Linked DNA regions of Mus musculus: regions 1, 3, 4, 5, 6 and 7 are each linked to region 2. Evidence: chromatin loops called from intact Hi-C (ENCODE). Cell type or tissue: gastrocnemius. All regions are shown on one strand.

Region 1 (4,000 bases), 620 kb before region 2:
GAACTTGAAGAGAGAACGCTTCTCATCGCCTCCGCTCACAAGTTCACTTGCTGCTGTTCGCATGGACAGACCTGGAGACATCCCATGCCCATTCCTGCCCCTTCCTGTTTTACCTTTCTCGACTTCTCCCCGGGGTAGGCATTGGCACATGACCATGTTCAGGTTAATGGATTGTTGGGTGAAACTGAGTTATGAACATCAGCCCTGTACAGCTCTCCCTCTTCTTCTCCTGCAGGCCAGATGCTAATGAATATAGTGACTTGGAAGCCTAAGGTTAAAGACCACAGAGCTCCAAGACAAAATGAGACAGCCACAGAGCCACTGTGGAGCAAAGCCAACTCACTCATCAGATGTACCAGTTCTGGGCCTGGGGACATGACTCAGTTGGTATATAGAATGCTTACTCTGTAAGCATGAAGACCCAAGGGTCTTCCTGAGAACTTAGGTTAAAAGTAAAGCTAGTTATGATGGAGTACTTGGTGAGCTTCAGATTCAGCAAAAGACTCCAAAGCAAGTGGGAGCCAGTGAGATGGGTCATCAGGTAAAAGCTATTGCTATACAAGTCCACTAACCTGAGTTCTATCTACATGAATGTGGAGAGAGAAAATGGATCCCAGAAAGCTCTTTCCTGACATTTATTTGTATACATGGCAAGCACATACACACACACACACACACACACACACACACACACACACACACACACTAACAGCAACAGTAACAATAGTAATAAACAAAAATTTAAAAGCAGGGTGGAAAGCAATTGAATAAGACACCTGAGGCTGACCTCTGGCTTCTATATGCATGCACACATACACAGATGTATCTGTGTACACACAGATGTACTTGTATACACACACACACACACACACACACACACTGAAGCAAAAGAAAGAGAAGAAATAAATATTAGTTGTAGAGTACATAAAGGTCTTGAACCACATCTCAGTAACTGCTATCATCGTCCTAGCTGATGCCTGTGATATCCCGCTGATACTGTTATTTTGGGCAGATACTTATAGCAGTGCATTCAACTACATTACTGATCAGAATGAAGATTCATCCCTGCTAAGAGTGAATGCAGAATGATCCCATTTTTCTACTGTGTGGGTCTTGTCCTTTTGCTGGCATTTACCCTAGCCCTTTGTCCAAAGTAGCAACTCATACTTTCTCAACCCAATGGCTGTTTTACTCCTCTGCCCAACACTTGTCACTGCCTGCTCCCATCCATCCATCCATCCATCCATCCATCCATCCATCCACCCATCCATCCGGTGGTTCGTTTATTGCTTACTTGTTGTTTTAGTAATCCAATGACCATAATCTGCAGGAGAGCAACAACCTCATCTGCCCCATCTGTCTACTCTTTTAGTCTTCACCAGTTAGAATGGAGCTTCCTAAATTTATTGGTTGATGAGTGATTAAATATATGAATGAATAAATGGATGAATGAATGAATGAATGTGTGAATGAATTTATGAATGAGGAGTTTGGGCTCATACATTTTACTTTTATTTTTTTCCCTAAAGGTTTGTTTTTACTTTACATGTATGAGTATTTAATGTGTGAGTTTATGCACACCATGTGAGTGTAGTGCCCACAGAGGCCACAAGAGGGCATCAGACCCTCCTGAAGTTGGAGTTACAGACAATCATGAGCATCCATGTAGATGCTGGGAGCTGAAGCTGGGACCTCTGGAAGAGTAACAAATGTTCTCACCTGCTGAGCCATCTCTGCAGCCCCCACTTTACTTTTTCCAATAGTTACAGTTTTGTGTAATTTTGCTTCCTTTTCAGTGGAGGAGATTTCTGAAGTGAGTAACTGAATTAGAGTCATCTGTGGTTTAACTGAGATACACTGAACACCCAGTGTTCCGGGAGCTGTGCTAGGCACCTTGTATGAGAGGGAAACCAGTAGAGTCAAGGGAAGGGGTCGGGTGAGAGGACTGCGGCCCAAACCAGACAGACAAAGATTAAGCATCCTAACCCAGTCTCCTGTGAAGTTTAGAGATGGGCTCTGGGGAAAATGGATGGCCACTCAGTTGGGTCAGCGAGCTCCAATATCAGTTCAGACTTACATTGCTGATGAAATAGTGTGTCCTGTCTCCCTCCACCTTTCCTTCCACTGCCATCCACTCATGTGGCTTGGGTTATACAGATACAGAGATTCCCAGCACACACGGGACCTCTGTAGTCATTCGCACAGAACTCAGTCACATGGTGACTAACTTGCCCACTTGAATCCCATGACAGCGAAGAGTTGTGCACTAGGTGAGGTTCCATAGAGACCATTCCTCCATCCAAAGAGGGTAATAGGAAGTGGAAATTGAAGTTCTGTAGGTTGTGGCTCATAGCAGCTCTCTTCCTCTGAGCATGCCCACCAACGAGCCTACTCTGAACTTTACAGATGCTCCATCCTGTAGATCATGACACCCAGTGTTCAAATGCTACCAAAGTACTGAGCACTTTGGATTTTTTAAGTACTAGAAAATTGTACTTGATGTCGATGGTTCCTAGGAAAAAGAAGACATCCGATGGTGTTAGTTCATGGGATCAAGATAAGTTATTTCACTTACCTTTTGGGAGAAGGGTCTATGTCTCTTCCTTCTGCAGTATAATTATAGTTGTTTATGATATTGGGGGTGAAAGCAGGTGTCCCATACATGCTGTGCAAGAGCCCCTCCCCTGCCACACCCACAGTCCCTTTTTCTCTTCCTGACCAGCCTCACCCTTTAACGTTCCTTTGCCAATTCTCCTCTAACTATCTCCCCTGTTCGGGCCTTTGCCTATTAAGTAATTCTGAAAGCAAAGCGGCTCCTGTCCACAACTGTTTATAACTCTCCCAACCTCTACTTCCTGTCTTGAATCTCTGTCACCAGAGCTTTATAACAAGATTAACACTCAAGGAAGAAAAATGGAAGAAGGCTGAATTTTAATTTGCTGTTTCTTCACACACACACACACACACACACACACACACACACACACACACACTGCTCAGCTCAGTCAATGCCCAGAAATGAAGGCCAATAGATAATGATAGCAGGGTCTCCTATTTCCCACCTATTGTTTCCAATCCCAATTAGGAAAGGGGGGATGTGGGCCCATTGTCTTCTGGGAGTGTGCAGACACGATGTTATCATTGTGTTTACAGAGGTGGTTGGATTCCCCGTGCTCTGCACACCCCACAAAGATGACTGTCCCATCTTGATAAAACAGTACTGTCAGCCCAATCCCAAACACGCTGCACACTGAACGCATCACGGTGACAGCTGAGAGGAAACCCCGTGTTAACAAACAAGTTTGTAAGCCAGGAAGTGTTAATCAGTTCCTTCTACCCAGGGAGCTATGATGGATGGAGGCCCCGTTTCATAGGGGTTTCCTTCAGATAAAACAATAATACCCGGCTTTCGAGAACCCAGTTCAACCAAAAGCAATGATTAATCCCACAAAACGTCAAACATGGGAAGACTGGAAAGAAGATATCATGCATGGGGTATATAATTAGCCATGGTTATCTCTGAGAGGAATTCAGAATGTTTTGCTCTCAAGGAGAGTAACAATCTTTGTAAAGCGGACAGGGCAGGAGAGCCTCCCTCCGTTTTCTTATCCTATTCCACTCTGGGTAATCTTGAGAGTGGAAAGACACCAACGTGTGTGCTGGGACAACAGATAGGAACCAACTGTCCCAGACTGGCTGGAATCAAGGGTTACTCTGCCCGTTAGAAGGAAGACAGGGCCAGCCACCATGCTCTCCTTAGATATGAAAATGAATCAAAGCAGTCATGGTTGTTCTAGGCTCTAAGCTAAATCTCTGAGCAGTCCTGGGATGTGTTACCTGAATTTAATAGCCCAGGGTCGTGAAACTTGTTTCCCATTTTCCACCATATACACACTCGTGAGCTTTGTGAGTGCAAATGGAAGAAAAGATCATCCAAACAATTAACTGGAACATAGGAAAATGTATATGATATATGACATAATATATTATATATGTATAT
Region 2 (4,000 bases):
GAGCAACACCCCCCACCACCGGCCGGTGCGAAGTTTAGTGCACCAGGGGACAGAGTTTACTAAAAGGGCGGCTGGAATCCGGTAGGACCCGGGAGGATGGTTTGCTTTCCTCGGAGTTCGAGAGAGGCCTGCCCGGCTGAACCGCAGCTCTCATGCTGCAGAGATCCGCCAGAACTCCCCTGTCCCCTGCCGGTCCCGCACCCTGACAACGTGCATTTATTTGTCTTGCAGTTTTCGATCTTTGATCCATCCTCTGCATCTTTCGTGGCTGTTGATGGGGGTAGCCGAGTGCTTTCCTTCCTTGAATCTGACGCTCCAGGGGCCCAACTTGACTGAACTCTTTGTCCCTCTCTGCAAGTGAGGTGATCAGATGGGGGCGCCAAGGGTGCGGGGACCCAGAATGCGCGCGGGGATCAGTGAGCAGTGCGCCTGCACTTTTTTTTTTTTTTTTGATTTCACGCGGAGAAGAAAACCAGTATAACTCTTGAAAAAGCAGGGGGCTTAAAGTATATAGGGACTAGCTGCCCCCTAGCATCTTCTGTCCTTGGAGGGACAGACAGAATGATGGTGCCAGCAAGTTGTTCTGGGACACTTTAAGCCTGAGCCTGATCATCCCGGCTCAACCCTCAGCCTCAGGACTCTAGAATGGAGTTTGGCTTTTGAGAAATATTCATATTCATTTTCTCCTCTCTCCTCTCTCCTCTCTCCTCTCTCCTCTCTTCTCTCTTCTCTCTTCTCTCTCTCTCTCTCTCTCTCTCTCTCTCTCTCTCCCCCCCCCCGCCGTTTCTCTTCTCTCCCCTCTACAATCCACCACCTTTTCCATTTATGAAACCTGAATCCTGCTTGAGATGCCCCCCCCCATACACCCTGACCATACCATTCTCACCATTATGAAATCTGAACCCTGTTTATCAGGGTCCGGAGCGTCTTTGCACTCCCACCTCGCTTAATTATTTGGTATTTAGAACTTGGTGGTGAAGGGCGGGGGGGGGGGGGGAAGCGGGGGCAGTACCCCAGAGCCCTCCCGGCTCCTCTCCAAGGGTTAAATTTTAAACCAATATTTTCCCCCACCTCCGGACAAGTCCGGAAACCCAGATTGGGGGTGGGGTAAGGTTGCCCCCCTCCCGTTGCAAATGCTAATAACCGGTTCAGTTTTCTACACTGATTGATTCTTCCAAAGCTATGCAAAAATATTGGGGGGGGGTGGGCATAGAAAAAAAAAGAAAAGAAACTAACAACTCGTTTCTAAGATTTTAAAGCGATAGGCAAGTCAGAAGAGTGGAGGCTGAATCTGGGAAAGCAGGGTTGTCTGAAACCACCTTACATTTGCAAGACTGTTCTCACCTGCTTGGAAATTGGGACTCTTGACTCCTTCGAATAATGAAATGCATCTGGTGTTGATTGTATTTGTTTTAACCATATTGGGGGTATCTATGAGGGTGTCCCCCGCCCCCCCCCCAAAAAAAAGAATCAAAAAGACTGCAAAAGAATCCCGAGTAAAAACTATTGTTGGATAGAGTTGGTTTTTACCTCAACAGCGCCACCTTTCGGCAAAGCTTAGTTGAAAATTGATCTCATTCTGGTTTGAGACGCTGATTTCCTAGTGTGGAAAGAGGCAAGAGGCACAAGAAAGCTAGTTGGATCACAGTGGGGGAAGCCAACCTTGCAGGGAAGGGCCTCCAGACACTGCGAGCAGGTGCTGAAATTTTTTTTCTCTCAGGCTTCCTTTCGTGGCTTGGGAAGAGGTCCACAGACAGTCTTCAGAGAATGTTATTCTGGCTGAGAGACCTGTGCCTGTTGATGTCATGTAACAAGGACCCAGGCTCTTTCAAAGGGCTGGCAAGGCTTTCCAACCCGATTTGTGGCAATAACGATTGAGTTAAAAAGTTCCTTGGAATCCAGTGATAGAGGAGACATCTTTCCTAAGCAAAGTTACTGCTGTGGCTTAAAATTGTTTATCTGAAAGGTAATTCTCAGAAAATCCTGACTTCGGACACTTAAGTCATATATTAAGCCAGCTTCGTGAACATTGCACCTAAGTGTGGTCTCAAACCCGCCCCTAGCATTCTTGGCTGTTTAGAAAGAGGCCTTAGGTGTCACTGCCTGCCTCGGGACACCAGATTAGACCAGTGTTCATTTCTCATCCACAAACTCTGGCACCCCTTTTGGTAGACACCCTGGGAGACGTGTAGAGACATCCTCGTTCTAAAGGGCCTGCTGGTCTTTTTCTAGACACGCCATTCTTCTTGCACTGTTAACTGCAGAGCTCTTTATAAGGGTGACTTGGGCTTTATAGGAATGTTTGGTTACGGTAGCATGAGCTATGTTTAGATCCAGATTGGGGAAGAAAGAGTGAAGACTATGTCAATACTGAGGTGACCTAAGAGACTTCTCTCTTCGTTTTCCTCCGTTTAAACTAGATTTTACCTTGCAGTGAAGTTAAGGGATTCTAGTGTACATTCGAAGGGGAAGGCAGTGTTTAAGATCACACAAATGTCCTGCTGGTTAGCCATGGTTTTCTAGGTCTTTCTAAAAATTATTAACCACAGATGCCTAAAGCTTATGTTTTTGCGTATATGAACATGTGTCTTTAGAAACCATTCACTTTTATGATAATTTTTAGACATGAAGGTTTTGTTAAACACTATAAAGTATACTCCCTGCCTTTCAAAAAAAATGTATGTTTTGGGCCAGAAACATGGAGATGGCTATATTTATAAATAGGCACCATCTCATAAACAAAAATTGCTGCTGATGGAGAGCATGCCCTATAGCTCCATGGCCACCCAACCAATTATCGCAAATATGTACTCTTTCTGGACACTCAGGGGCCATGTGTGGCTAGTTAACTATCATTAGCTACACATTTTTCCCCCAGTTTATTTTTCATTCTTGCTATTGTTAGCCGTAGCATTTTTTTTCCTCTTTTTTTCAGAGACTTTTACAACCTCCCACTTTTGTTGGAAGGAAAAAGAGAGAGGAGGTCAGAAATATTTTCTAAAGAAAGCTGGAGTGCTTTCAGGCTTAGCACTTAGGTCCCATCGTTTGCCCCCCTTACTGCATTGTTTAGTGATGCGCAGGAGGTGTCTAAACATTTACAGTTTGCTGTTAGCAGCGTTTCTTTGATAACAATTGCAAGCACTCATTTTAATTTAGCACCATTCAGGTTTGCGATTCCCCACAATTACAGCAGGCCACAGTGCTTGCGACTTCTTTGCTTACACTGTTTGTTTCGCTTTTAGCCAAGCCAACCTAATCCAAATACAAATCGGAACCCCGGCTCTCAGATAGACTTCAGCTTCCTCAGCCAGCTCTATGCAGTGATTTAGAAACCATGCGCTTGTCATTATTGACCAGTTCAACCCGGTAACATTAAAGTTCCTGCAAGCAATGAATATTTATAAAACGGCTTGGATGGGAAGGAGAGCCCTGGGCTGGCCGTGTAAGAAGGCTCAAAAAAGCGTCAGAAAACACAACCATAACTTCAGGTTGATATATATGTAGCTTCATGTAAAGCTGAAGGTGTAGAAGGCCCTTTGTGTCTAAGTTGCAAAGATTGGGAGCTAAAAGGAATATGTTTTTTTTTTTTCCTCTCCCTGATCTTGAGTTACTACTGCTCAAATGTATCACGTTTAAATCAGTCATACAGACTCTGAAGTGAACAGGATGTAGCTGGAAGCTTCTGAGGGCTTTGTTTATGTGCAAGCTGATTTAACGGTGCCGAGCTAACCGGTGTCCACTAAATTTCAGTAGGAACCCGACTCCATTGATCTGAGGCAGAGTTCTGGAGAGGGCTTGAGTGATAAGACATGCTCAGTTCCTAGGTCTAGTGTTAGATAAATCCTTTTAGCCGTCTTCACTTAGCAGGGTAAGTAAATCACAGGCTGCTGTTAGCAGATTCATGGGAGAAAATTAATAGAATCAGATGAGATAATCTGATAACGGTAAAATTGCTGAGGAAACAACCTCGGCTTGCCTGCATCGGAGAGCAAGAAACAAC
Region 3 (4,000 bases), 1.3 Mb before region 2:
TAGATTGAAAGCTGTAGCTTGTGGACCTCAGTGGAGAACAGCATCTCAGGCTCCAGGGGAGCCATCCTTTCATCCAGAGCCGCTGCTAGCAGATCAAGAGCCGGAGCCTGCTAACCAGTAGACAATGGAGCAGCTCACTGCCCTGTGTGCAGCACAGCCGGGCAGGAGGGGCAGCAGGGGCAGGAGGGGCAGCAGGGGCAGCAGGGGCAGGAGGGGCAGGAGGGGCAGGAGGTTGTGGCTCTTTGGAGTTACACACGGGCTGGCTCTGATTCTGTAAAAAAAGAAGGAAACGGCTTCAACACGGAGATGACTGCATCTAAGTCCCCGGGAGTCTCAGGAAAGGGAAAGTCTAGCGTTTAGACTAGGGAGTCTCCCACTTCCCTGGGGCCCATGGATTTCCTAAGCTACATCTGTTCGAGAGTAGATTTGGCTGTGTGCACAGAGCTGTGTGGAAGCTGCTTGCCTTGAACCTTCAGGCTGGCTTGCTGGTCAGGCAGCACTCTCTGACACAGGCAGGCACATGTCCCTTGAGTGGGACAGCAGCTGCCCATCTTTATGTCAGAGGGGCATTTGAGTTCCATACAACTGATGCTTCATCGAGACCGGTATATTGTCATTGTATTTCTGGAGGAACAGTCAGGCTTTTGGCAAACTGTGTTGGAAACCCGATAGCAGCTATGAGCACATGAGACAATCTGGTGTCTGGTGCTAAGGACAGAACTCTCTTCTTTCAGTCTGAAGCTTGGAGTGGCTCAGATTTGATTTTAAGTTCTTTCTGATCTGTCTTTTCCCTTCTGGACCTTTATAATGTCGGGCAGCGTCATACATGGTCTCCCCCTGAAACAGCCAGAGGAGCAACAAAAACAAAACTAGCTCTCCTCTTAGAGTATTGTAATCACCACCCCAGGCCTTATTGTAGAGGTTCACACACACACACACACACACACACACACACACACACACACACACACACACACACACACACACACGCACACCAGGTTCACACTCCCAGAGATGAAAGAGGTTCACACGGAAGGTGTCAGTCATCCCTCACTTGGTTCTCTTTAAAGCAGAGCAGAGGCATGAGCTTTTCATGCTGGGAGCCCTGCGGGATCCTTTCCGTACAGTGTCTTCATGTGTAGGCTTAGAGGGTCTGTCCCTAGACCCTGTGGTGATGCTCCAGCATGGAGTTAGTGCCACACTTTCACTTGTCCATTGTTACTGTGATGGGTTCCTGCCTAGAGTAAACCCTTTCCTTTCTGGGCTGCTTTCCTTCCAGACCGTGTAGCAGCCCTGACCTTTCCTAAGGAGCTGTAGAGGATCCTGAGCCAGGCTGGGGGCTGCCTGAACTTAACCCCGTAACCCCCTTTTTTGAGTAAAGCCCGCGTCCTTGTGTTTGGGGTCCTGGAATTCCCCATTACATTCTTTTCCCATTGATGAGCTGATGGGGCCTTGGGTTATCTTCCTTTTGGGAACTCTGTGCTCATTAAGCAGAGGGGAAGCCCCTAAATCATCCAAGAGACCCCTAGGGAGTTAATTAACTATATCTGCAACAACGGTTCTCTTAAGCTAAAGTGATCTGAAATTATTTCCTTCGGAGAAACTATTGGAAGTTGTTTTCTTTGAGACAGAGTCTCATTACATAGCCTAGAGTAGATTCAATTCAGGGAAGTTCTCCTGCCTCAGCTTTCTCCACACCTGGCTGGACACTTGAGATTTTTATGACAGTATTGAGAAAAGTCCTTGACTGGCATTACACAAAAATTAAAAATGATTATTTTATGAGTCAAACAGCCACTTCACATGTGAACGTTCTTAGATATCGTAGTACGTGGTACCCTTAATACCCAGACCGGGTGCCATTAGAAATGCCATCGTGATTGCTGCCGTGCAGTCGGCTAACCCTGGGTAGGAGCAGAGTAGGTATAGAGTGTGTGTGTATGAGTCACAGGCCCCCAACAGATTACATTCATGTATACGTGTCCACAGGTGCCTCTCTGAACAGTTCCAGAGGGGTCTGTCCTCTGAGGCCCCAGTTAATTCTGTATTTGCACTTGGGTTTGGTTTTCACTTTTTTATAGTGTCAGCTTAGTAAATGAAGTTCCTGTTGCTATGCTTCAATGACAAAGTGGCTCAAACCCCTAATTTAAAGAAAATGTTTACAAATCTGATTTCTCTCTTATTAAGGTGTGGTGGTGTGTCACATGCAAACTTGGAAATGTTCCCGCATAAAATCCAATTAAAGTGATTCTATTCTTCCCTGCCTTTATGTAATGGAATGGCACAGTACGAGTCCTAACACAAGCATTGCTGTTTCCTGTAATTAACCTAAAAGCAGCCATGTTTATCTAGTTTATACTGTTTCCCCACTAGAGGGCACTGTTGCCCTTCGAGATAGTTGCACTCGGAGTTTTCTTCTCTGGCTGCCTAGCCTGGCTTTTCCTTTTGTTAACAGTGCCCTTTCCTTCCCCAACATATCTTCTAGGGCATGTCCGGCTCAGTGATAGAGCCCTGGCTGAAGACTAGGACCGGTGTCATCTTTCTCTTTCTTGGCTTTGCGTTTTTGTTTTGTTTGTATAAAATGCCAAAGACGAAGAGGCCCATTTAACAAAAAGGTCCATTGTGTTCAGGGAGCAGCTTGTTCCGCCAAATTACACAAGGACAGTGTTTCTTGGCATTATCGGTTTTGAGTGTGCTGGCCTATCAATTATCTGATTTCTTTTTCTAAGTGGGGATTGTAATATTTAAATATTAATGCCCGTGTTTAAGGTTCATTTAGAATGCCTCAGTGACCTTATTTATTTATTTATTTTTGCCCAGCAGCCTTATCTAGTGTGATATAATGTATTTTAATTAGATTGTTTATGAGCTATGCATTCTGTTACTAGAAGCAAATGTGTCCTTTTGGATTTGGTATCTGTTCCTTAAATAAGAAGTCATAACAGCCAGACTGTGAAACAGGCAACCAGTCCTCTGCACAGTTGGGGGGGTGGGTATTACCATTAAAGTTTGAGCAGGTCGTTTGTGGCCCAGAAGAAAGGACCTTAGGCTTGGCTTTATAAACTATTTTCAGATTTTAAGTGGAGACAGGATAAAACTCTGTTAGATACTCTTGCGTGTATTATGTTCCTTCTCAGTGACTTCTCCCTTTCTTTTGAACATGGGTGAGCCTAAAAATGCCACGGGTGTGAACCTGTTCCAGAGCAGAGCTGTTGCACCAGAGTGAAGATGTTCAGTGCGCTCAAGCGCTGATGTGTTCATTATTTAAGAAATAAATTGTTAAAACTAGGTGGCTTTTGGGAATTATTGCAGACTTGATAATAAAGGCGGCGCTGGCAGCTGGGACCCCTGGCTGTCCCTTGGGTGGTGTGAAGCAGTCTTGTCCTGTCTTGTGCCTTTTCAGCCATGCACATTTACCCCCGTGTGAATTCTCAACTTTTTCCAAAATTGCACTTGGGCCGCGGAGGCCTCTTTCAAGGGTCTCTTAATGTAAGACACCCATAGGTTACCAAGAAGGTCATCATTTCCCTTGATTTAGCAAATGAAGTCCCCACAGTGATTTGCCAAACTGAACTCTGGGGTACAGAACGAGTAAGGCATGATGTGCAAGGCATGAGCCACGCTGCCCGCTCTGTCTCTCTCAGTGTTTGTTTATCCGGCTGTCTAACTTCTCTTTCTCTTTGGATATTGTTATATACTGTATTCAGCCAGCTGCCATTAGAGTCAAGGGGAAGATTCCTTCCTAGATTCTAAGGAGATCTAGATGCTGTGTGTGCATGAGAGATGTCGATGGGAGGTGGGGGAGAAAGGCGAGAGGGAGGGGAGGCTGGAGGCTGCCTGGGGCCTCAGCTTCACTGTGTGGAGGCTGGAGACTGAGTTGGGGCTTCACCTTCACTGTGTAGAGGTTGATTAGCAAGGTGAGCAGAGCTAGGCTCTTTGTTTGAACCGATCTCACAGAAACAAAGTTAGCCAGCATTCACATGTGGTTATAAAGAAACTT
Region 4 (4,000 bases), 650 kb after region 2:
TTCTCAAAACAAGAGAACGCTGACAAAATACTAGCTTTTAAAATTAGAGAAAGAAATGGCTTGTAGAATGAATATTTTATTTAGCTGGTAATTGACTTAAACTGATATGTACTAGGTGGCTCCTGGCTCATTTTTCAGAATTATCTTCTGACCCTGATAACAAAGATAATTTTAATTGTCTTTTGTGTGTGTGTGTGTGTGTGTGTGTGTGTGTGTGTGTGTGTATGCTTGTGTGTTTTATATATTTTAGCCCCAAAGGTAATTATTGTAAGATTTTTAACTTTGCTTAACTAGCTATAATGATGCCCCTGACTTGACCTTCTGTCTCCTTTTTTTTATAAGCTAATAAAATTTTATACATAATCTTCATTTTTGGTCCCTGGGCTTGTACTTTTTATATCAAATTTCTTTCAAGAAATCACTTCTTTTGTTAAAATTTCAAGACAGGACCAGATGGAATTCTAACTGGGCTGTGGGGTTTTCAAATAAGGTTTGTCTGGGGTGGCATTTAGCAGGAAAAGGACCTCATTTCAAAAGACTCTGGGATGCTGGGCACTTTCTGGAGTATCTGTCATGACCAGTTCTCTGGCAAGGAGCCAAGCAGAAGGTCCCTGACATTCAGACTCGGGGCAAGAGGTTATTAGGAGAAGGTGTGGCTGAGTCTGGAGTGAGGCGTGAATTTCAGAGAAATATCAAAACTCAAGGAGGAAGTGAAATTTCAGATATGTCCCAAATTCTCAAGCCTGTCTGGCAGAGAGCTGCCCCGAGGCCACGGGGAGCCCTGTATATCACCTGTGCACAGCCACCAATAGCACAGGAAGTACTAGCACTTGGCTGCTGTCACCCTGAATGGGGTCCTCCCCACCCCCAGTTTCTTTCTGTGACACTGTCCAACCCACACTCCACTTTTGATTGATCCATAATTCTTAAGAGGATGGGGCCCTTATGTTTCCTGTTTCTGACTCCATCTTTAAATTCTTTACCAAGTGGATTGTTTTATGAACGTGAGCTGATTGCCTTTCTAGTCTTACCTTGGATTCTTTTAGCAAATAAAGGCAAACACTATCAAGAAAGAGCTTTAGGAAAACCTCCTGAAATATCATTTTATCACCATCAATAAACTAGAACAAGTTTTATTTAAACATTAAAAATAAATACCCAGAAGTCTTTAAAGATACATTCATTGTAGTAGAGGCAGACATTTTCTGGACACTAAAGGAAGAAATTTCTTCTTTGTTGCTCTTGTTTTGTTTTTGCTTTGCATTGCTCTGTTGTAAGTAAGGCGGGGTCTCATGCAATCCAGGCTAGCCTTGAACACTGATCCTCCTGCCTCCAGCTCTTGAATGTTGGGATCACAAGTGTATGCTAACACCAGCTAAAAGCAAGAAACGCTGGTGGAGTCTTTGATCTCTCAGAGTGACTCTGATGGTTAGATATGTCAGGGCATGTCACTTTATACACGTGTACATATGTGTATACAGAGTCCATAAACCAGATCTTGTGTCAGTGAGCACAATCAGAAACAGTTTGCATTCCACCTTAGTGGGCACAATGCATGCTGTTAATCTCCTGCTGTTGATAGGGTAAGCAGATCCCATATCCCAGCACTGTAAAACCCTTCACCCCAGCAGACCCCACCCCTCCCCCTCCCTCCCTCCCTCCCTTCCCCCCCCTACTCCTTCCTCCCCCTCCCCCTTCTCCCCTTATTTATCCTGACCTAGCTTGCAGGGGCAAAATAGACTAATGGGTAGGCTTTCTACTTACACACGATGCTGGCCTCTACTCTCTTTCTGGATATTTTGAGGCTGGTATAGACCCAGAGTCCCTGAGTCCTTGGCCTATGAGTTCCGGGGACATTCCTTTACACCTGGGTGACATGGCCCCAAGAGAGGAGAAGCAAGGTTGTCTCTGAAGACTCTTCTGAGGGTTTACACAAAACAAGCCAAAAGGCTCTGGAAATCGTAGGAGATTGATAGCAGAAGGTTGGTGTGGGGAGCTCAGAGAAAGCCAGTTTGCTTTCTTTCTTTCTTTCACATAATGCAAAAGAAAGCAAAGGTTAGTCTGAGATAGGTGAGGAGTGCATACCCCAGTACTGGATTGCTTAAGGAATGAGGATCCTGAGTTCCTGGCCAGCCTGGGCTACACTGCTGGGAAACACCAAACATAATTAAAAATGTGAGGATGGAGCCCTGAGAAGTGGAGAGCTTTTGCATGCTAACAAAGGGAACCATTTATTTCCAGTTTTCCCCAGAAACAAACCAAAGAGACAGCGGCCCCAGAATCACTTGGAGCCAACCCAGAGGACACCAGAGAACCTTGCTGACCCACAGAAGTTTCTTCAGCTGCAGCCTGGAAGCCACCAGAACTGGGTACAGTCACTGCCCAGAGAGCGGCTCCATCCATTAGCCAATGCTGCCTCCCTCAGCTGGCTGCTGGCAGGTGAAATTCTTTTCTTTCCCCAGGAACTGGGCTGCTGACTTGGGGGTTTTGTAGCTGGAGTTTGAAGAGAATCACTGCAGGGGATTAGGGTGCTCTGCTGCCCATGACTGCTCCCCAACAGAGAGATACATCCCAGTCCCATAACTGGCTTTCTCCTCTCATGAGGAATGGGCAGAGAAACACAGGCAGCATGTTTGTGAGGCCACCGGTATCATAAATGGCTCATAATCACCACGATCTCTCTGAAATCGGTTGCTTCTGCAATTAATGGCTGATTTCACAGTGCATTAAGCATCCCTGGAAACAAGTCATTAACTGTCAGCAAGTGGGAATGGGCTGTGGTTCAAAGGTCCCTCTGCTGCCTTCAGGAGACTTCCCTGTGGGAAACAGGAACTTGGGCCCAAGGACAGCAAGAGGGAAGATGGCTGTTCAGGGCACTGGAGATACTGAGAATCTCAGTGTAGGCTGACCTCAGAAAGGTACCTGAGGCATCTTAGCTCTGGCCTAAAGCCACAGAACTGAACCACCCTCTGGTCAGGGACATTTAGGTCCACTCCTGCCAACATGGGAGTACTGGGCTGTCTCTAAGGGCAACAGAGCTAGTGACTTTCAGGTTCTCTTCCTCTGAATTCACAGAATGGAATTTACCAGGAAGGATGAGTTTTACCGAGAATTTTATTGTCCATCCATAAGTGGTCACTTAAGAGGGAGTGCAGAAAAGACTCAGAGCTCCATAGGCTAAGAAGGTGGTCCCAGGAAATAGGTCTCCAATAAGCTGCTGGCCTGAGGCTCTTGAAAGGACATATGGCAGAAACTGGGGGCATTCTCAGAACTGATGCTTTGGGGTCTCTTCCCTGCCTGATTAGCTTCTATCTCTAGTTTTCTTCACTGCTAACCAGTGTAGGAGGTCTAGAGTCTGGTCTAGCACCATGCTTCTGTGATAAAGAAAGGGAGGGGAGGATTGGAGAGCTGGCTCAGCACTTAAAAAGCACTGACTGCTCTTCCAAAGGTCCTGGGTTCAATTCTCAGCAACCACATGGTGGCTCACAACCATCTGTAATGGGATCCAATGCCCTCTTCTGGTGTCTGAAGAGAGTTACAGTGTATGCATATACATAAAATAAATAAGTAAAGATCTAAGAAAAAGGGGGGCAAGATTCTTCAACTGTGGGCTGGCAGTCTTCACAATGCATACCTTTGGGCATCTTAGGGACACACAAGTCATTTCAGAGACAGGCCCTTGGAACTCACTGCCCAGCCAGCCTACCTGAACCTCAGGGTAAAGGACTGGGGAGGCAGCTCAGTAAGTATAAAGACCTCTGTGCAAGCATGGAAACCTGAGTTCTTCGTGTAAAAGCCAAGCCTGGTAGCACATACCTGTGACCCAGGGCATGTAGGGGAGAGAGACAGGAAGATCCAGAAGGCTCATTGGCCAACTAGTCTCTTCCTAGTGTTTCTGCCAGATTCAATGAGAGATGTGCACCCCCAAAAGGTAAAATGCGGATGGGGGGCTGGAGCAATGACTCTGCACTTTAAAACATTTACTTAATCGTTGTTCTTA
Region 5 (4,000 bases), 610 kb before region 2:
CCTTCCCTTCCCTTCCCTTCCCTTCCCTTCCCTTCCCTTCCCTTCCCTTCCCTTCCCTTCCCTTCCCTTCCCTTCCCTTCTATTCTCTCTCCCTCCCTCTGTCTCATCCTTCCTTTCCCAGGCTGGCCTCAAACTCCTCATCCTCCTGTTTCTACTTCCCAAGTGCTTGGATCACAGGTACATGCCACCACAGCTAGCTGATGTCACCTTGAGGATCAAGTCCAGGGTCCCCTGCATGCTAGATGAGCATTCTACAAGTCCTGGGCCACATCTCCAGGTGTTTCTTAATCCATCAAGGCAGATATTAGAAAATAACCGCCAGACACGGCTTCCCATTGAATGTGTTTTAGTTAGTGGAGGATGGGTCTCGACTTGCGGTAGGATCCTGTTAGGAGTGAGGGACCAACCTCGTGAGTGGATGCAAGCCTGACAGTGTCCTCATTTCTGACACCAAAGGCACATTGGGAGGTGACCCTCCAACTAACCTCATGCCTAATAATTTGCTAGAAAGACTAATAAGGTTAACTGGAAACTGCAAAATGATTGATCCTAGTTTACTGCAGGGCAAGAAGGGCACAGATCACAGTGACCAAGAGAAAGAGACACGGAAGGCGGAATCCAAGAGTAGCAGATGGTCAGTTTCCACCATCCCTTTCCACGAAGCGTGGACAAACTGTCTTCCTTGTATTGGTATGTGGCTGCACTCTGGAGTGTGGCCACTCGTGAAAGGTCACCAAAACCCAAGGTCCAGCGTCCTCGTCACCTGAATCCTCATCACTGAGGCATGGTTGCTTGGCTGACGAATGATTGGCTAGTTGATCCAGGGTTAACCTGAGCCTCCAGGACAGGTGATACCACATGATAAAACGTTCTTACCCTAAACCTAATTTTTTGGTATTTCTGCAATGGCCTGTCTCACCCTAAGACCTTAGGGATGAATTGCTACCACCACCACCACCACCACCACCACCACCATCACCAAGAAAGCTTAAAACCAGGTCATTCCTTAGGGTTTCCTAAATGTTATCATCAGTTTATGTGCACCTTTAATAGGACATATATATTTAAATATATACATTTAAATCTCTGCCTCTGTCTCTCCTTCTCCCATGTGTGTGTGTTTGTGTGTGTGTGTGTGTGTGTGTGTGTGTGTGTGTGTGTGTGTCGGGACAGCACATGCATGCCAGAGCCTGCACATAGAGATCAGATGACCTTGGGTATCAGTCATCACTCTTTACTTTGGGAAAGAGTGGCTTGTTTTTCATGGCATATTGGGATCCTCCCAGCTCTGTCACCCAGCTCACAGCAACAGAGCCAGGATTAGAGACGCGCCCCACCGCATCCAGCTTTCACCCCCAGTTTAAGATCCAACCTGAGGTCCTCACTCTTAGGCTTCCCACTGGTGCAGCTTGTCAGGTCAGAGCATCTCTTTTAAGACCGCTGTATCACAGGATTTTGCAGCTGTCATGTGGACACAGGTCTTAATATATATACAAAGCATCTCTGGTGGCCATGACATCCCCTGGGCTCTCAGTGTTCGTTGTATAAAAGTAAGAACAGCGTTCAACCTCTGTAAGATGTGCCCTGTCCACCAAGGCCATTTTAGGCCCCACCATCAAGGCTTATCCCTGTTGCCACTAGGTGGCAGCAACCAGGATTGGGAAAACAACCCCTCAACTGTTCAGAAGGTAAAAGGGGGGCCTGAAGGGCAGGTACCTTTTCTCCACAGGGGCTAAGGCTAAGATACCCAGCACTATGTGTCTGCATGGCAGGTGCCTGTCACAGGTTGTTGCGCAACTAGTTTTGGCTATTGCAAGACTTGACAGAGGCAGCCCCGGGTTGCTGGAAAGAGACAGGCTCTGTCCACCGGAGTGCCAATTCTTACATTGTCTCCAGCTAGTTGAGGGAGCATGAAGATGTCACATTGATCCACACCAAAGCCCGTCTTTCCCTCCTCCATGAAATGAGCCTTGTTTCAGCGAAGGAGTCTGGTGTTGTTTAACTTTGAGCAGGATTTTCAGTGCTCTAGAGATAGTTATGATGATGTAGAGATCAATGACTAGGGTTTGAGCTCTGACACCAGCCTCCAGGAGAGCAGCTCTGGGTCCCATGTGTCTGTGTGGCCTTGGCCAAGTCATTAATTTACCATAGTATTTTTCTTCTATTGCATGTGAATAAGGAGTAATTACCCCAAGGACACACGGGTAACTCCCAGCATTATCCGTGATAGAACATGCCAGGGCCCAGCAGTTGTATTGGCCACATAACAGACTGTCAGTAAATATTATTCAGTTGTTACAGCATGTGTCTGTCTCCAGGGCTCTTTGTCGATTCTCTGGGTGAGAGATTCAGTCTTATCTCCACACTGCCCAAGCACAGAGAGGCCTCAGCCTGGCCTGTAGGTGTTCAATACCTGTGTATCAAATAGAAAAAGTAGATAGATTTGGATCCCTGGGGTCTAGTAAATCCCAGCACCATGGACCACATTGGTTGATCTCCTATTCACCGTGTTTTCCTTTAAATCCAAGTCAGAGGGAAGGGTGGTCATTAAAGCACGCTTATCAGACCCAAATGAGCACTCTTTGCCACACTTCCTTGGTGCCAGGCTTGTATCTTTTGTCCCTGTCTTGTCTCACTGCCTCTCCTGTGGTACCAGGACGGTGTCTCTTCGAATAGGCATCTTTCTTTAGTAGGCAGATTAAGTGGGGGTTTCTCTCACTACTTGTTTTTCTTTCTTGCTCTGATGTTGTAATGAATGGAATCTTCTGCTCCTGTCCCTCACACATCCTCAGCTGCCCCCCAGTGCTAAGATTAAGTTGCTAGGATGTGCGTTTCAAATTAAACCAAAGGTCTTGTGTGCATTTCGATCTTGCTAAAATTCATAAAGAAAAACAAACAGAAGAAACTGCAGTCCCAGATCTGGATACTATGTTCTCCCGGCCTCCAAAAGCCCTTTCTTTGTCCCTGTGTATTTATGCATTTTTCATATTTGAGTTTCATTAACCCCTCGAATGTAAAAGCAAAGTGTTTGGGGCTTTGCTCTCCCTATTCTTTTTCTTGACCTGAAGACTGATCTTTTTAGATATTGGATGCTTTAGAAAGAGGACTGTTGCAACAGTTATTAATACACTTCCTAGATGGGTGGCTTGAAAGAAAGCCTGAGAGGAAGAGGTTTTGACTTCCTGGGAGAAATAAATGACGGAACAGGCAAAATAGAAGCGCTTGGTAAACCCGGGTCCGTTTCATCGCCAGTTTTATGGGCAACGCTTCTGTGTTGCCATAATGTCGGGGATAAAACACACTTTAAGCCATCATGCAAAACTCAGACTTAGAAAATGAAAAGATATGAATTTGAACCCGAGTTTTCCTGTCAAGAGAATTACGGTGTATTTCAGCCCACTGCTTCGCTTGAGTTAAATTTACTATTATTTTCCCTAACAATAATAACAACAGTGCAAAGTCCTCCTTTAAGTCAAGATGCTTGTTATAAACCCCATATGCTTATAAATGCACGCCTGGTTGTATATATGAACCGTACATTCTCATAGAGTGACATTAGATTTTTAAGGAATTTCCTTTTGGCTTTCAAATCATTGCACAGAATATCGGAGTAGGCACCGTGTCAAAATAATCAAAACGTATTTAACACTCTCTCGAAAAATCCATTTAAAAATAAGAACAAGGTCCAAGGATGATTTTCAGACCATAAATTGAAGTGTAAATATTCAAATTATTTTCATAAACTATTCAGTTCTGTTGGGCTTTTATGCTATCATACAGTGATTTTTTTGTATTTAAGTTTTCCAGCACTTCTCTTTTTTAAGAGCCTCAAGTGTCCCATAAAAAGCAAACACTTGAATTTTCAGTTTCTAGGTACTGCATATTTTTCCTTCTGCTTGCCTTATTTTTATAACGTTGATTTATATGGACATTACTAAAGAAAAGGAAAGGAGGATTTCGAAGAGGAACTGCTATATAACACTGCTTAAAAAAATCTATT
Region 6 (4,000 bases), 730 kb before region 2:
CCCACAGTGATGGTCTGTGGGTCGTGCACAGGAACTGTGAACATGGCTGCCTGTTCAGTAGCAGTATGTGAGACCTGCTGAGAGGTGTAAGTTCTTCTCTGTTAGGAGTGTTGGGCTTGAGCACAGGGCCTTGTGAATGCTGGGCAAATTCTCTAAGTCTGAGCTACCGCCCCAGCCCCAGTCCTGTAACCTTCTAGTTCATTTGGAGTCCTTATGGGCATCTAGTCCACCAAATCCTGTGTATACACAACATGCGTGTCTTCACATCTCTGTGAGACTCTAAAACATCTCTGAGGAAAGAGAGGATAGGCAAGCATGAGAGCAGCGCAGGGAGGCTTCAGGGATTAGGTTTTTAGGAATTACTGTCCCTTGGTTTCTCTCTTCCATCATGCTCTTGGCTGTCCTCCCTGTCTCTCCTACCTAACAGACACCCACATGGAGTCTCTGCCACCCATGTGTCCACGTTGCCCAGCAGGACATTGCATACTAAATTGGAGGTGATTTGTGTCTGTATGGTCCAGCTCAGTGTTCACTCAAAGCTAAGGAGCACTTGAAACATGGCTGGTATGACTGAGGGTCTAGAAGCTTGACTTGATTGAATTGAATCTAAATAACTTAAGAAGTCTGATGTCCCTGGTGGCTGTTGTCTTCTACAATATCATGAAGGCAACAGAGACTCAGACAAAAGGCAACACTGTGCCTTGCTCCTGAGGGTCTCTGGTCCACAGGGGTCAGACACCCTGAGTGACAGTCAACAAGCCTGAACGTGGAGATTGGTAACTAGTAAGGAGAAAACTGGTGTTGCCATAGCATCCAAGAAGATGCTAGCACAAGAGTGCACACCTGTAAGTTTCTATCTTGTTTTCTTCTAAGATTTTATTTTGTGTGTGTGTATGAATGAGTGCCTGAGTGAGTATATGCATACTGTGTGTGTATGGGTACCTGTAAGGGCCAAAAGAGGGCATCCAATCTCCTGGAACTGTAGTTACAGGCAGTTGTGAGCCACTCCATGAGGGTGCTGGGAACTGAACTCCGGTCCCCAGAGAGAGTTATCACTGCTCTTAACTACAGAGTCATCTTCTCCATCCCCTGTTTGCTTGTTTTTAACTTGTGTATGTGTGAGTGTGGACAGGGGTGGGTGGGGGCAGTGACTATAAGCAAATGTGCACTGTGGTGTGTACCTCCTATGAAACAGGATCTTTCTAAACACTCACTACGGCATAGGCTATGCTACCCAGCCTGTGAGCTTCTCATGGACTGCCTCTGCCTCCCGACTCCTGGTAGAAGCTCCTACTCTGTGAATGTGTGCACTACCTCACCCGCTTTGGTGTAGCTTCTGGGGATCTGGAGTCAGGGCCTCATTCCTGCACAGAAAGAGTGTCACCCACTGAGCCATCTCCCCAGCCTGAAAAATTCAAACAAACAACCCTACTTATATTGTGTGCATGTGTGTGGGGGACAGAGGACAATTTCTGCGAGTCTCTTTTCTCCTTCCACCATGTGGATCCCCAGGGATGGAACTCAAGTTGCATGGCACATGGCAAATCCCAGGACAGCTACTTTCTGTACACGCTAACACACTGCAGCTTATTGGGGCTGTTACCACCAGCTACAGAGACGGCACTTCTGAGATTCATGTCTATGATGGTCTCTTCTCCCATCTTTAGCTTCCTCTTGAGGTGAGCCTGAACCCCATGCAACCTGCTTCCTGATTTACTCTTTGACCTCCCCAGCTTGGCTGGTGGATTCTTTCGCACGCCAGTTCTGGGTAACCAGTGATCAGTCATCCCCCCCCCCCTGCCCCCCCGTTAGTCCCCACCCCTGCTGAAGGCAGGTTTCATATAACTGGCTTAGCACTTGGTAAGGAACGAGGTGACAGCAAGGCCACAAGCTGATAAATAGACTGGTATTTACCCAGTGCCGGACCTCCGCACGACTGATGTCTGTGTTGTTGAGCAGTGTGTCACATGTCCCTGCTGTCATCCTGGTCTCAAGATGACTGTGAGGACGGGGCCAAGTCATTTTGCAATCTGGGTGAGCGGTCCAAGCTTCTCAGAAGACCGACGCAATAGAAATTCAAGGTACGAAATTAAAGGTGCGATCTCCCAGTCATTTTATTTAGCACCTTCTCCATTGTGTCTTCTCAGCACATCAGGTGAGAGCCTCCTCCCCTACTGCTCTCCCATATGAACACGCAAAAAAAAAAAAAAAAAAAAAAAGAAACTTCCTCTTAAGGAAGATTTCTCTTGAAAAACCATATAACCCATTGCGTTTGTGTCCCCAGCCATGCCCGCGCCACCTCTGTCTTCTTTGAAAGGCACTGGTCGGGGCCTCCAGCACCAGCTCCAGGCTAGTTCTTTTAAAGAACGCCCGTGTATACCCAGCAGTGTGCACTTTCCACAAGGTGGCTCTTGACAGGAATATGATATCTCCCCCCACCTCCCCGGTGGCAATCACCTGCTTGGTTCATTCCAAGCCCTAGTTTAGATTCCCAGCTATTTTTGGGGGGGAGTTGACAGGTCTGAATTAAAGCAATGAACTTAGTCTTCTCTTGGAATGTTATAGCTGGAAGGGGTGTGTGGGGGAATCTCTGTAGCACCTAAAATTATCTGCCCCGCATACCCCACCACTGGGAAACAGATACGCTTCCAACAAGTCCTTCTGATTCTTTAAAAATAAAATGTTAAAGTCCAGCAAAGGCAGCTCCCACCAAGGCTAGCTAACGCCGCTCACTTGCTCTGTGGGAGGGGCTTGTGCAACGCTGTATACTTGTTTTATCCCTGACTTGCCTATGGAGAGATTGCACTACTCCACTTTCACCCAGCGCTCAGAGAATAGCAACTGGCCCCACCCAGCGCACAGAGCTAGTCAATGTCGTAGTCATCCTGATTTGGGAGCTTATACTCCAAATTAGGATAGACAGAGCCCTGTCTGTCTGTTTGTCTGTCTGTTTGTTTTAATTCTCAGGCAGCAGGTTGGTGGCCAAGGGGAGAATCAGACTTCTGGCTCCACAGGACAGGAAAAGGAGAACGGAGGGAGAAAGGCTTGGGAACTGGGCGGGCATAAAGGTCTGGTTTTTCCCTTGCTTTGCCTCCTGCATTAGCTTAAAACCTAAGGCTCCACCCAGATCAAGAAGCCCAGGCAGGGAGCCTTTTCTAGCCGAACTTCAGTACAGAAGGCCAGCATCTCTAGGGAGAACACAGTTGAGAACTGCAGCAAAGGCAAGCTTGGTTTTCCTCATAGCCAGGGCCAAGTGCTTGGAGGTGGTTTCAGGGGAATGGGCTTTGTTCTGGCTCATAGTTCAGGGCTTAAAGTCCGTCTTGGAGGGAAAAGCATGGCCACGGGGGCTTGGTCACCTACAGATACACCAGCAAACTGAGGGAGGGGAATGCTGACACTTCAGGCCAAGAGGTTGTGTCATCTATGTCAAGGGAGGTCTTTTCTTTGTCAGGTGTCTCCCTATAAACAAAATACACCAAAGGTGTGTGCCTCAGAAATGCCTCAGGGAAGCTTTCCTGGTGGAGCTATAAAAAAACAAAACCAAGGTGGTTTTGTTGTTGGTTGGATGTTTTGTGGGTTTTGTTGTTTGTTTTTCGTTAGACCATGTTGGCCTCAAACTCAGAGAGCCACCTATTTCTGTCTCCCAAATGCTGATCTTCAAGCTGTACATCACCCCCACCCCCAGCAGAAACAAGCTATTTTGAATAAATAAATGGTGTTGACAGGGTTCTTTCTAGGTACTTCAAATTTTTGTCAGACCCCTAGAGACCACAAAGGTTGAGTCCAAAGTTTCACCCCCAGCCTTAGAAGCTTGGGCTTATGTCCAGTCAGTCACCATTTGGAGAGCATTCTTTCAATCATGGGCTAAATGATTGACTCATTGAGATGGCTCTTAACCTTTGGACATTGGACAGAGCTAAGGGCTGTAATAAAATACTAAATTCACCCAAAACCAAAAGATCCCTTGCTCTAACATGGCTTCCATGGTATTGAGGAGAGA
Region 7 (4,000 bases), 480 kb before region 2:
TGGGGGGGGGGCATATTAATGGATAGATAGCTCAGAAACCCAAGGAGCTGGGAATGTCTTAGTTGGTAGAGTACTTGCCTGACATGCCCTGGGCTCATCTCGAGCACTGCATGAGCTAGGCAAGACTATGCTTGCCCCTTAATCCTAGCACTTGGGAGGTGGAAGCAGAAAGATCGGGAGTTCAAGGGCATCTTTGGTTTCACAGGACGTATAAGGCCGGCTTAGGTTACTTAAGGCCCTTGCTTAAAACGAGAAAGAAAAAGAGGAACACAAGAAATGGAGGAGAGAATGAGAATGAGGAAAGAAAGAACAAAGGAAGGAAGGAAGGCAGGCAGTTTAGACGGACAGGCAGATAACAATTACCAGGAAGCTAAGCCCGCCTCCCCTCCCGCCCCGCCAATGCAGGCCATATAAGACACAGAGCTGCCTTGCCCAGTAGGTTCTCATGTCATCTATCTGCCTCTGGTCTAAGGCTGACACTTTGCTCTACATGAGTGACAAAGCAGATTGCTTCCTCCCACTCCTGCGGGTTAAGACCCCTTTCCCTACCTCAGTTTCACTCTGACTGGCAACTTCACTCAGAATGAAACATTAGCAAAAAAAAAAAAAAAAAAAAGACTCAAGATGTTGGCTGAACAGCAAAGGGAGAGTCGATACAAGATTCAAAACCGAGCGCCGGGAGACCACTCGTGAGAAATTCCATAAGCACAACGGTGTGGTTTATGTCACAATCGGTCTGTTGAAATGAAGCCGCCGGGGCCAGGTGGAATGCTAGCATTGTCAACTGTAGCCTCAGGCCTCAGAACCTCTTAACTCAGTGTTGGCTGGTGGGTTAAACACCGGGGAGCTTATGACACATCTGCTTCCCTGACAGGCATCTGAAAAAGGGAAAAAAATTGAGCACAATTGAAAGCAACATGAAAGTCAGTTTGCTTCAGCCCCGTGTCTGCTGCTGACAAGGGGTAGCATCCCCGCTGTAGCGTAGAGACAATACCAAGTGCATGGATTTGATCTGAGAGCTAAACGGGGAAGGGTGAGACCCTGGCACAGGACTGGGGCAAGCAGGTGCTTAGCAATGGAGACTTCTTGGGGGCATTTTCTAGACCTGTGGAAGGGTTGAAAATAGACCAAAGAAGCAGTGTGCCTGGCCCCTGGCCAATCTTCATAGGATTCGTAGGTATAGAGCAGATACCTCCTGCATGAACTATGACCAGCCAGCCAGGGCTTTGGATCTTAACACATTTAGCCCCCCCTGCATAGGCCATTTCAGACGGGCAGCTTGGTCTTTAGGATGTCGCTAAGTGTTGCCCACCGTACACATAAATGATAGCAGAGGTGCACACCGAGTTCAGGGAGGGTCTCCTTTAAGGAGTTCAGGGGGACAAGATGAAGCTTGTCTAATTCTGAACTCTGTATGGGAGAGCTGCGAGTGACCTCCCCTGTCACTTTTAGTTAAGACAGGGCGTTGGAATTCTGGCCTTCGCCATTTGGCTCTTCTCACCTCGGTTATAAGCTTAGACGATATAAAGTGAAGGAAGAGCTCCAACATATTAGGGCCTCCATAATCGAATCTTCCTGGTCACTCTGGCTACCATCAAACACTACAGCGTTCCTATTTCAGAACACAGGGTAGAGATACCTCCTAACTCCGCTTAATAACGGGGAATTGTGTGATTTGGTTCACCCAATAGAATCCGACCAACAGTCACATATTTCATGTCCAGGAGGAAAGAATTTGAGAGTCACTGTGAGCCCTACCTCACCCTCCTTTTGTGGCCCCAGAATCCAGAAATGTGCTGTCCACGTGAGTCTTGCCCTTTCCCTTCCGAGTCCCTGTGTTGACCATGGTCACCTGAGTTTCCCTGCCAGCCTTCCTACTGACTGTGGGGGAAATGAGCCTTTGTTGCCAGTTGCTGAGATTTCAGAGGCATTTGCTCCTGCAATAGGACCCAGCCTCTCTTGCCATAAAACTTTACACTGCATTGTTTTATTCGTCTGCTTATGTGTGATTATGACTCCAACCTCCTTCCAAATGTGTTACAAACTCTAATGCATGATGAGGCAATTAAGTTCCAAGCCAAACAGAGACAACTGCACAGCACCGAGGGAATACACCGTTACAATCAGCTCGTCCCTAACACCCGGCCCCCGAATTCACTCCAAGTTTTGACTCAAGTGCAAAGAGAGCCATGTGGAGTTCAGCGATTCTCACTGAGGTCTTGTCTTAACTCCTTGGCAACTTTTATGTTTTCCTAGGGAGGGTCTTTTGCCAGATGGTCGCAATGTTCATCTTCCCGTTTCGTTTTAATGCGAGCTGACATGTCTCCATCTTCCTGCGGTGGGTTTCTTTTTATGAGGTCGTGCTTTGCATTTTTCATAGAAAGAATTTTTGCCTCCCCATTGGGGAGCCCACCCTTGCAGTTTCTGTGGGGGCTGCTTGGTTAACCACTCGCCTGGGGTTTAAGGCACCGCCAGCAAAGCCAGATCACTGCAAACTTCTTGATTTACACTCTGGTGGCGAGGGTTTGAGATGCCACAGAGAAACAGGAAGAAGCAGGTTCGGGAAGCCCAAGTAAGAGCTAGGCCACAGCTCTGGTGGTGCGCTTGGCATGCAGAAGGCCAGATGAAGAAAGACTCTTCTGTCCGCAGATGGGCTTATTATTCCTAGTGAAGGGCTTAGGAGGGACACTGACTTTGTGGAGTGTTGAACAGAGAGAAAGAAGGTACAATGTAAGTAATGTGTCCTGATCAAAATGAATGACAAAACTACCTAAAATAAATAGTGAAAGTGAACGAAACCATTCCAAGACACATGCATAGGATACCTGCTATCCTAGCTATTCAGGAGGCTAAAGGTAGGAGAATTAAAGTTCAAGGTCTGCCTGGGCAGTACTGGGACCCTATCTCATATTACAAAGAAATAAATTAAAAGGGTTGGGGTGTAGTCAGTGATAGAGCATTTACCTAAGGCTAGCAAAATTTTGAGTTCAATTCTCAGTACCATAAAATAAATGAATAAATGAATCCTAGAGTTAATAGGCTTATATCAAGCAGTTTATAAGTACCCGCTTTCCAACGTTCACATTAATTCCATGAGTTAGGGTTGGTCACATTTAATACAAAGAATAAAGAAGTAGGGTTGAGGCTATAGCTTAACAGCTGAGCCCTCGCCCAGTGTATCTTTGGGTTCAGTTACTAACTAGCATGAAAAAAGAAGGAAGGAAGGAAGGAAGGAAGGAAGGAAGGAAGGAAGGAAGGAAGGAAGGAAAGGAGAAAGTTAGGCTTTTAGTAATATAAAGCTGAAGCGGGGCTGGTTGTGTAGTTCAGTGGTTGGCAGAGTATTTGCTTAGCATGTATGAAGCTCTGGAATGGACACCCTGCTATGCGTAAAATTGGGCATGGTACTGCACCCCTATACTGCAACCCTGAAACCCCAAGTGGAAGCAGGTTGATCAGGAATTCAGGGTCATCCTCACTTACATAGTAAGTTCAAACCCAGCCTGGGCTACACATGGCTACCTCTCTCACACACAGCAGGGGCTGATGATGATCTGTCAGGATTCGAAGGCTAAGGCACAAACTCAGCAATGCCACCCTTCTTCGTTGGCACTCTTGGCAGCTCTGTTGACTGTTTTAGCTTTCTTCCAAAGTCACACTCTAAAGGACTCTTGGATCCCAGCGGCCAAAACTACGAAACTATCCTCTGGCCTGTTACAAAGCTGACCATCAAAAACACGATGGGTGGCTGGACCAGACATAGTGCTTAATAGACAAATGATGCTCTCTGCTGGCCTAGGAGGTCCCCTCAGGGTCTCTGTTGTGCTGAGCTATGAGAAAGGGCATCTCCATCTCACAGTTCACTGGGCAGATGTAAGCACAGCCTTGAGTCTTGTGTTTCTCCCCTCTCTGCTGCCTCATCACATTGGAAAAGCAGTTTTTTTTTCAACAAGTTGCATCCATGCAAAGACCAGTAGGTAAATGTAATCCAAATGCAGAATGT

Evidence for each region. A loop is a pair of places that touch in the nucleus more often than their neighbours do. Peaks named below come from ENCODE experiments on the same cell type or tissue, not always from the same donor. Only the 100,000 strongest peaks of a DNase experiment are listed, where the experiment ranks them.
Region 1: it touches region 2 in a loop (2.9-fold over the local background); 20 of 42 quality-filtered maps call a loop at or near these places.
Region 3: it touches region 2 in a loop (6-fold over the local background); 19 of 42 quality-filtered maps call a loop at or near these places.
Region 4: it touches region 2 in a loop (2.6-fold over the local background); 3 of 42 quality-filtered maps call a loop at or near these places.
Region 5: it touches region 2 in a loop (11-fold over the local background); 22 of 42 quality-filtered maps call a loop at or near these places.
Region 6: a loop joins it to region 2, with 9 times the contacts of the local background. A loop is called at or near these places in 13 of 42 quality-filtered maps.
Region 7: it touches region 2 in a loop (2.3-fold over the local background); 4 of 42 quality-filtered maps call a loop at or near these places.

What each region holds. Positions count from the first base shown.
Region 1 is chr8:115,086,761-115,090,760 of GRCm38, forward strand. The region is part of intron 8 of Wwox (WW domain-containing oxidoreductase); the gene reads left to right. Among named protein-coding and RNA genes, the nearest start is that of Gm39257, 130 kb to the left of the region's middle. In gastrocnemius, a CTCF peak has its summit at 1,608 (motif pointing right); no DNase peak of the experiment used is centred here.
Region 2 is chr8:115,708,063-115,712,062 of GRCm38, forward strand. No RefSeq gene overlaps it. Among named protein-coding and RNA genes, the nearest start is that of Maf, 3.2 kb to the left of the region's middle. In gastrocnemius, a CTCF peak has its summit at 1,545 (motif pointing left); DNase peaks (open chromatin) are centred at 340, 1,156 and 1,551; H3K4me3 peaks cover 2,577 bases; H3K27ac peaks cover 2,700 bases.
Region 3 is chr8:114,450,538-114,454,537 of GRCm38, forward strand. All of the region lies in intron 4 of Wwox (WW domain-containing oxidoreductase), which reads left to right. Among named protein-coding and RNA genes, the nearest start is that of Wwox, 13 kb to the left of the region's middle. In gastrocnemius, a CTCF peak has its summit at 2,365 (motif pointing right); a DNase peak (open chromatin) is centred at 2,400; H3K4me3 peaks cover 350 bases; H3K27ac peaks cover 546 bases.
Region 4 is chr8:116,361,969-116,365,968 of GRCm38, forward strand. No RefSeq gene overlaps it. Among named protein-coding and RNA genes, the nearest start is that of Gm31278, 12 kb to the left of the region's middle. In gastrocnemius, a CTCF peak has its summit at 2,429 (motif pointing left); DNase peaks (open chromatin) are centred at 638 and 2,409.
Region 5 is chr8:115,094,099-115,098,098 of GRCm38, forward strand. The region is part of intron 8 of Wwox (WW domain-containing oxidoreductase); the gene reads left to right. Among named protein-coding and RNA genes, the nearest start is that of Gm39257, 130 kb to the left of the region's middle. In gastrocnemius, a CTCF peak has its summit at 1,634 (motif pointing right); a DNase peak (open chromatin) is centred at 1,643.
Region 6 is chr8:114,975,985-114,979,984 of GRCm38, forward strand. The region is part of intron 8 of Wwox (WW domain-containing oxidoreductase); the gene reads left to right. Among named protein-coding and RNA genes, the nearest start is that of Gm39257, 17 kb to the left of the region's middle. In gastrocnemius, a CTCF peak has its summit at 2,372 (motif pointing right); no DNase peak of the experiment used is centred here; H3K4me3 peaks cover 1,928 bases; H3K27ac peaks cover 3,586 bases.
Region 7 is chr8:115,226,616-115,230,615 of GRCm38, forward strand. The region is part of intron 8 of Wwox (WW domain-containing oxidoreductase); the gene reads left to right. Among named protein-coding and RNA genes, the nearest start is that of Gm39257, 270 kb to the left of the region's middle. In gastrocnemius, no CTCF peak of the experiment used is centred here; DNase peaks (open chromatin) are centred at 1,136, 2,168 and 2,494.